Regions from separate parts of the Homo sapiens genome. Here region 2 is linked to region 1. A link is an interaction called in ENCODE POLR2A ChIA-PET data of the cell type or tissue named here. Cell type or tissue: MCF 10A. All regions are shown on one strand.

Region 1 (4,000 bases):
TTATGACAAACTGGCTCATTTTCAGTCTACTCATTTAAAAGATGTACCTTATATTTTAATTTTAACCAATTTCACGTGAATGTCAAAACTGTCACGATTTTACAACTTCTCCCAAATTTTCCTTCTACATATAGGAAGTATATTTCATTTGGTACATTTGGACCAATCAAGTAGACCACATGGGAAGGTAATCAAGAAAGAATGGCTTGATGTACCTGCTGCTGCAAATCTAATTTAGGAAATGGCGCCCCAAGATATAGGCTGCATATTATCTACTTTCCTAGCCACATTCAAATACAATATAAACTTTAGTCTGTGACATCGCACAGTAAAGAAATTACCTTTATATTTACTAACCTCTAACTGAAATTTAACATTCTCTTTCACTCTGATTGGAGGCAACAAACTTACTTCATTAGTTTAATAGGGCCTATGACTGTCAAAAATAAAAATTCCCAATTTTTATATCATTCTTAGTATCCCTTAATATATCAATTACATTCAACTTTACTTCAAAATTATAGTTATTAACCACTGGATTTTATTCCTAAATACATTAAAATAAAGCAGCACATTTCAAAAATTTAAAAAATATTTTGGTAACTGTATTTTGATATAATTGGTTGTCTTTGTAATCATAGGTATTTTATGCATTTAATAACATTCTGAGAATGAATCTGTCCTTATTACCAAAGGAATCCAAAGCACTGAAATAGTGAAGAACCTTGATTAGAAGAAGTGGCAATAAAACTCAAACAATGACATAATATTGTAATATTTATTATACTAAATAAGATAATTTCAAGTAAAAATTACAATTCATTTATTCAATAAAACCTGGAAATCATCTCTTCATATTGCAAGATTTGTCTGTGCAGAGAAAAAACGGTTTAAAAATGTATATACCATCATGTTTTACTTTTCTCTATTACTGTTTAATTTACAATTTTTCTTTTAGCAGACTTATTCTAACTTTGTAATTTAAGGATTTTTTTCTAATTGACAACAGATGCTAAAAATAGTGGGTGAAAAGTTTGCTTAACTTAAACAGATACAGAGGGAAAAATAGCAACTTTACCCTGGAGAAACCTGACAGACATCCCCTTAAACAAGTTAACACACAATAATGGAAAACATAGACATCATGTGCTTCCTGATGTGCACGAAGAGGGACACAACACCGCTTATGAGGTATTCATGCCAAAAATGCATTACCTCAATCTAATCTTGAGGAACTATCAAACAAACACGAATTGAGGGATGCTCTCCAAAGTGGTATTCAAAATGTCAAGTCATAAAAGACAAACAAAAACTAGGGAACTATTTAGATTAAAGCAGAGGTAACTTCCACTCCCAACTAACAGAAATTAGATTTAAACCTCCCACCCACCTTTAACAACTAGAAAATTAGACACACACACAAAAAAACAATGGTTTTCAAACTCTACACACAAGGTAGCACAGAACTGTATACCTAACAAAAGGGAAACAAATCAAGTGAGTCCTGTGGCTGCCAAAGCTTGAGGCCTAGAAGTAGCTGGGGGAAGGGGAGGTTAACAGAGCCTACTTACTAGTTTCACTGAGTTGAGGAAACACAAGTCTTTCAAGGCAGCTAGAATTTGGGAAACAGAGTACTGATGATGATGGAGCTGCACAAAAAAGCTCTGATCTTAAAAATACATCTACCGACGTATTTTGGCTGAAAACTGATCTGTGATCTTAAAACTACATCTACAGACATATTTTGGCTGAAAACTGATCTGTGCATTCATGAGAAGAAAGCACCTGTGGCCAGAGAAAGAACCCCAGAACCACAAGAAAGCATTAGGCTAACAATTCCCAAAGAACACACATGGCCAGGAGTACTCTGTATTGCTACCTGTTCAAGAGTAGGATGACCTTGTAATACGGGGGATGATTCAGATCTCTCCAGGTATCACCGCGGTAGTATGAATAAATAGCCCCAGGCTAAAGTTTGCTCTACCAAAGTCTTTTCAAAAACTTAAAAGCAAGCCTCAAAAGGATCCAAATAATTCGAGGTTAATTTGACAGGATGCCAGAACAAAGTCCAACAAAACATTTAAAATAATACAACAAAATCCAGCAACCAATAATGTGAAATTCACAATATTCTGAATCAAACTTAAAAATGACAGGCATTTTGTCAAAAAAAAAAAAAAAAGCAGGAAAACATGACTCATTACCCAGAAGAAGAAAAAAAAAGAAAATCAAACTATAGAAACAGATCTAGAAATGGCAGATATGAAAACAGTAAGGCCGGGCGCAGTGGCTCACGCCTGTAATTCCAGCACTTTGGGAGGCCGAGGCAGGCGGATCATGAGGTCAGGAGATCGAGACCATCCTGGCTAACACGGTGAAACCCCGCCTCTACTAAAAATACAAAAAATTAGCCGGGCATGGTGGCGGGCACCTGCAGTCCCAGCTACTAGGGAGGCTGAGGCAGGAGAATGGCGTTAACCTGGAAGGCAGAGCTTGCAGTGAGCAGAGATCACGCCACTGCACTCCAGCCTGGGTGACAGAGCAAGGCTCCATCTCAAAAAAAAAAAAAGTAAACAGTAGGCAAAGATGTTAAAAGAACTATTATAAATATGCTAATATATTAAAATATTAGTAGAGGAAAACATGAACATAATTAGGCAGGAAATAGAAGATACAAAAGAGACAAATGGAACTTTTAGAGACGAAAAACATAACATCTGAAAAAATATGCTGCATGGTATTCACAGGTGATTTTAAAAGATCAGCAAACTTAAAGATACAGCAATAGAAACTTTCCAAAATGGAGTACAGAAGGAAAAAAAGACTAGGGAAAAACAATACAAATACAAACCACAATGCAAAATAAATACAAAACAGTACAAAAACAATACAAAACAATACCAAAAAACAAAAAACAAAAAACAAGCCTCAGTGACTGTGGGAAAGTGGCAGGAATTATCTGGAATTGGGGTCTCAGAAGAAGAGAGTTGGGAAAAGGCCTAAAAACTATATTTAAAGAAATAATGGGCCGGGCGCGGTGGCTCACGCCTGTAACGCCAACACTTGGGAGGCCGAGGCAGGTGGATCACCTGAGGTCAGGAGCCTGACCGACATGGAGAAACCCTATCTCTACTAAAAAAATACAAAATTAGCCGGGTGTGGTGGTGCATGACTGTAATCCCAGCTACTTGGGAGGCTGAGGCAGGAGAATCGCTTGAACCCAGGGGGCGGAGGTTGCGGTGAGCCGAGATGGTGCCGTTGCACTCCAGCCTGGGCAACAAGAGCGAAACTCTGTCTCAAAAAAAAAAAAAAAAAGAAGAGGAATAATAATAGCCTATGATCCTGTACTGGATTCTAGACAAGAAATAATTGTTTTTCATTTGCTGTAAGGGACATTAACAGACAAAATTTGAATACGCTCTATTGACTAACCTGACAATAATAGTTTACTGATGTAAATTTCATTATCTTGATAACTGTACTACAGTTAAAAGTCTTCCTAATTTTAAACACTTATTACTCATTACTAATTCATTTATCTGGATTAACAGGAACACAGACTTAGAAATTTTTTTGAAAGAAAGGGTTTTTTTTTTAACTTTTCAGGTAGGCACAAAAGAGAGGATTTTTATATCCCTTTATTAAATGCCTACTGTGTACAAGGTATTGTGCACTAAAAAAATCTGAAAATAATTTCCTAAGAACATAAATAACTAAAGACAAATGAGCATATCACAAGAAAATACATGTAAAATTAGTGAAATTAGAAATCTATGTCTCAGAGATAAAACATTCATCATTTGATACAATTTAAGTTTGGAAATTTTAATATATTTCAAATTGGACAAGATTTTTCAGATACATATTAATGACAGTAGTAGCAGTGCTCAAAAATGTTAAGGCCTTGAACTCCATTTACATTCCTGCTTACCTCAGGCTGCATTAAGAAAGAGTCCTGCATGTGATCTCGAACCTCCTTCAGGAAGCTTGGATGGCTACC
Region 2 (4,000 bases), 62 kb before region 1:
AGGACCACCCTAAACCATGGTGAGAAATACAGGCTGAGCATCCCTAATTCAAAAATCCAAAATCTGAAACTCTTTGCCAAAATGACACCAAAAGTGGAAAGTTCCACACCTGACCTCATGTGAGGAGTTCGCGCCCAAAACACAGGCACATAACACACAGGTTATTCAGCAACCCCAAGGGGAAAATAAAATCACCTTCAGGCTATGCATAAATAAAATTATCTTCAGGCTACATGTATAAGGTGTATATGAAATATAAATGAATTTCATGTTTAGAGTTGGGTCCCAGCCCTAAGACATCTTATAATGTATATGCAAATATTCCAAAATCCGAAAAAATCTGAAATCTAAAACACTTCTGGTCAGAAGCATTTTGGATAAGGCGCATTCAACTTGTACTAATATCATCCTATACATGATACTATTGTTTTTACAAGTCCTTGAGGGCCATCCTGGGGACCTGTGATTTATAAATTTGTTTAAACAGGGAAGTACATTTTGAATTCATGCTGACCTTCTGAAAATTAGAGAGTGCTTACTTAAAACAACAGGCAAGCATAAAATAATCTATGGTCTCTAAACGTTTTATTGGCTTAAACTTTTTAAAATGCCTGTTGGTCTGAGATTGAGGGGAAAAAAAATTCCAGAACATGATTCCATTTTTCATACCTGCTTGACTGTTTTCTCTTAAATGTAAATACTTCACTTACATTTCCACCTATCTATACTACCTTTGAGCATACCTTTACACCGGGCATTGGCAAACTACAGCCAGCCACCTGCTTATGTGAAGTTTTATTATAACACAGCCACATGCCATGAATTTATATATAGTATATGGCTGCTTTCTAGTCACAAGAGAACCGATTAGTTACAATAGTGATTCCATAGGCCCAAAAGCCTAAAATATTTACCATCTGACCGTTTAAGAAAAAGTTTGTGTCCCTTGCTTTGCTGTCATTGGAATTGCTGTAATTTAAAAGACAATGACAGGCGCAATGGCTCATGCCTGTAATTCCAGCACTTTGGGAGGCTGAGGCACGAGGATGGCTTGAGGTCAGGAGTTCAAGACCAGCCTGGGCAACACAGTGAGATCCTGTCTCTACAAAAAATACAAAAATTAGCCAGCTATGGAGGCACATGCCTGCAGTCCCAGCAACTCAGGAGGCAGAGGGTGGGAGGATGGCTTAAGCCCAGGAGTTTGAGGTTGCAATGAGCTATGATCACGTGCCACTGTACTCCAGCCTCGGTGAGAGAGCAAGACCCCATCTCCAAAAGAAAATGACAGCAGTAGAAATTTCATTAGTAGAGAGAGATTTCTTAACACATGCTTAAACTCTAAGTATGATGTATAAACTGGGTATTTCAAAATAAAAGATTATAACTGAATGAACTTGGGTATAACTGAGAGAGAAGAAATCTGAGAAAGAATCCATCTAAAAAAGTCACTTCTTGGTAATGTTAAATTTAAACCAGCCAACTTCTACCAACATTTTTAAAAGTTAAGTATCATTAACACTCACCTTTTAGACAAGTAGCATTCAAACATTTTCACAGGACATCTGGAAGGATTGGCTGTGTTTTCAATTTGTTCAAATACTGGCTCATCATCTTCATGTTTTCTTTTTCCAGTAGTAATTTTATCTTAAAAAATAAAAGTGAAATAAACCTCCTAAACTAATCTTGAAGAAAGATATAAACATCACTCCTAGTGTCTGTTATACCAAAGAATAGGACCAGGTGCCCCTTGGAGTTTTAAGTTATGGCTTCTGGTAATGTACAATTTTTCAAACAAAAGGAACTGAGACATCTTAAGACATAGGTTGTCTTATTTTATAAAACTGACAGTCCTTAGGTTCTTAACAAGTGACCCAGGTGGTCTTTAGTAAGGCAAGGTTTGGATATCCCTACCATAGACAATCCCAAAATAGAAATCTGGGCCATGCGTGGTGGCTCACGCCTGTAATCCCAGCACTTTGGGAGGCTGAGGTGGGCAGATCACCTGAGGTCGGGAGTTCGAGACCAGCCTCACCAACATGGAGAAACCCTGTCTCTACTAAAAATACAAAGTTAGCCAGGCATGGTGGCGCCTGCCTGTAATCCCAGCCACTCAGGAGGCTGAGGGAGGAGAATTGCTTGAACCCAGGAGGTAGAGGTTGCGGTGAGCCGAGACTGCACCACTGCACTCCAGCCTGGGCAACAAGAGTGAAACTCTGTCTCAAAAAAAATTTAAAAATAAAAATAAAAATAGAAATCTGTTACACTACCTTCATTATCTGTTCCACACAAGGAAGACACTTGGTATCGAAGACACGCTTTGTTTTCCATCGTTAAAGGATTTTTTTTCCAATGCCTAAACACAGTGCCAAAGGAAAGTCTTAAGTGTTGTTCCACTGTTTTCAGGCCAAAATACTTAGTGTTAAAGTAGAACAGTGTATTCAGAAGAGCTACTGGAGAGTGTGATCCTAGTTGTTTTATCCTCCAGAGATAGTCTTCTTCAACTCGAGAGAATATTGACCCTTAAATAGAGAGAACTATTTTAAAAGAATTATAATAAATAAAAGTTTTCATTTAACCATCTAGAAGCAGACACAGTTAATTTAAGGACAAATCTATACCAATTCTCCTTTCATATTAGATCAACTAGAATAATTCTAGAATTACCTATGCAGCTCTTTAACAATACAGAGGCTACTATGGAACTATTATCTATGGAATAAGGGACTGGATGTTTGCTTCTGTTCTTCAGTAGGACAAGCAAACAGTGGTCAGAAAACAGTGTAAATCCTTTTAAAATTAAAATTCAGGAATTTAAATTCCTGAAAAAAATTGATGACTCCACATACATACACATTTTCTTCACGGACTGAAAACAGTGGTTTAAGAGAAATTTACATCAGAAGCTCCACTGGAAGGCTTAAGACATGAACATCCAGTCTCGTACTCCAGAGAAAGTAGATTACATTTCTTACAAAGTTCTTCATAAACACTAGTTATTGACCACATTTGTTTCTAATTCAACAAGAGATGAAAGGCAGATGAGCTCGAGTAAGTGTTCAGAAAATGTTATCTAATTTAAGTGACTTAATTATAATATTTTCAAACATACTCTGTAAAAATAACAATCCTAATATCAAGAGAGCAACACCTTTAGTGAAAATAGCATTACCATCTGGAAGTATGCTTGGTTGCCAGCTTCGCAGTATTTTATTCAATTCTTGCTCAAATGTTTGGTATCCAGGATCAATAAATATGTTGTCTTTTCGATTACTTCCACACAAATACTATAAAAAAAAAAAAAGCCCCACAAACTTTCTTGAAAGAAAATCAGCTAATTATAGTAAACATATTACACTCCGTATTTCTTAAGAAAAAAATAAAGCTTTATGTCTTTGAAATGCATACTAAAACATGACTGATTTTATGTATGCACCTAGAAATTATAAAGAATCATAAATTATCAACAAATCTGTTGCTTGAAACACTCAAAGCTGAAATACACACCCCAGAATCAAGAATGTAAAAACTGGATGACAATCTTCAGTCTGTCAGACAGAAAAAAAAAAGAATATTTGACTCCCGTGTTTATTATATAGTGCATGAAGAAAAATGTAAATTTTAAAATAAAAGTGTTTTTTTCTTTTTAGTTTTTTTTCTTATAAAGTAAGAGTTATAATTAAGGTAATGACTAAAGAAAAACACTGAGTGGTAAGAATGAGAGGAAATGTTATCTGTAGCTATTGAAAGCTCTCTTCTAGCACTCTGACTTTGTCAGGCTAACGCTTTTTTCTTATTGTCTCTATATTCCTAATTCTCCACCTGTAAAACAGTGCAAATTTATGAATCTTGTAACTTACTGTCACAAACCTAGAAAAATCTTAACAGTGAGGGTGGTTACAGAATCATTTAAAGTATAAACATTAGTGGGGCTTAAAGAGAAAATAACATAAAATTATATGATAACAGCACAAAGAATGGAAGGCAAGAATTGGGAGTACAC

What was found. Peaks named below come from ENCODE experiments on the same cell type or tissue, not always from the same donor. Only the 100,000 strongest peaks of a DNase experiment are listed, where the experiment ranks them.
Region 2: POLR2A ChIA-PET joins it to region 1 with 5 read pairs; 6 of 35 experiments call an interaction of 5 or more read pairs at or near these places.

Annotation. Positions count from the first base shown.
Region 1 is chr13:20,019,550-20,023,549 of GRCh38, reverse strand. It overlaps ZMYM2 (zinc finger MYM-type containing 2), which reads right to left. Exons shown (of 25, transcript NM_197968.4): 7 at 3,932-4,000. Among named protein-coding and RNA genes, the nearest start is that of ZMYM2, 63 kb to the right of the region's middle. In MCF 10A, no CTCF peak of the experiment used is centred here; a DNase peak (open chromatin) is centred at 1,949.
Region 2 is chr13:20,081,300-20,085,299 of GRCh38, reverse strand. ZMYM2 (zinc finger MYM-type containing 2) reads right to left here. Exons shown (of 25, transcript NM_197968.4): 22 at 3,170-3,284; 23 at 2,268-2,519; 24 at 1,524-1,644. Among named protein-coding and RNA genes, the nearest start is that of LINC01072, 19 kb to the left of the region's middle. In MCF 10A, no CTCF peak of the experiment used is centred here; no DNase peak of the experiment used is centred here.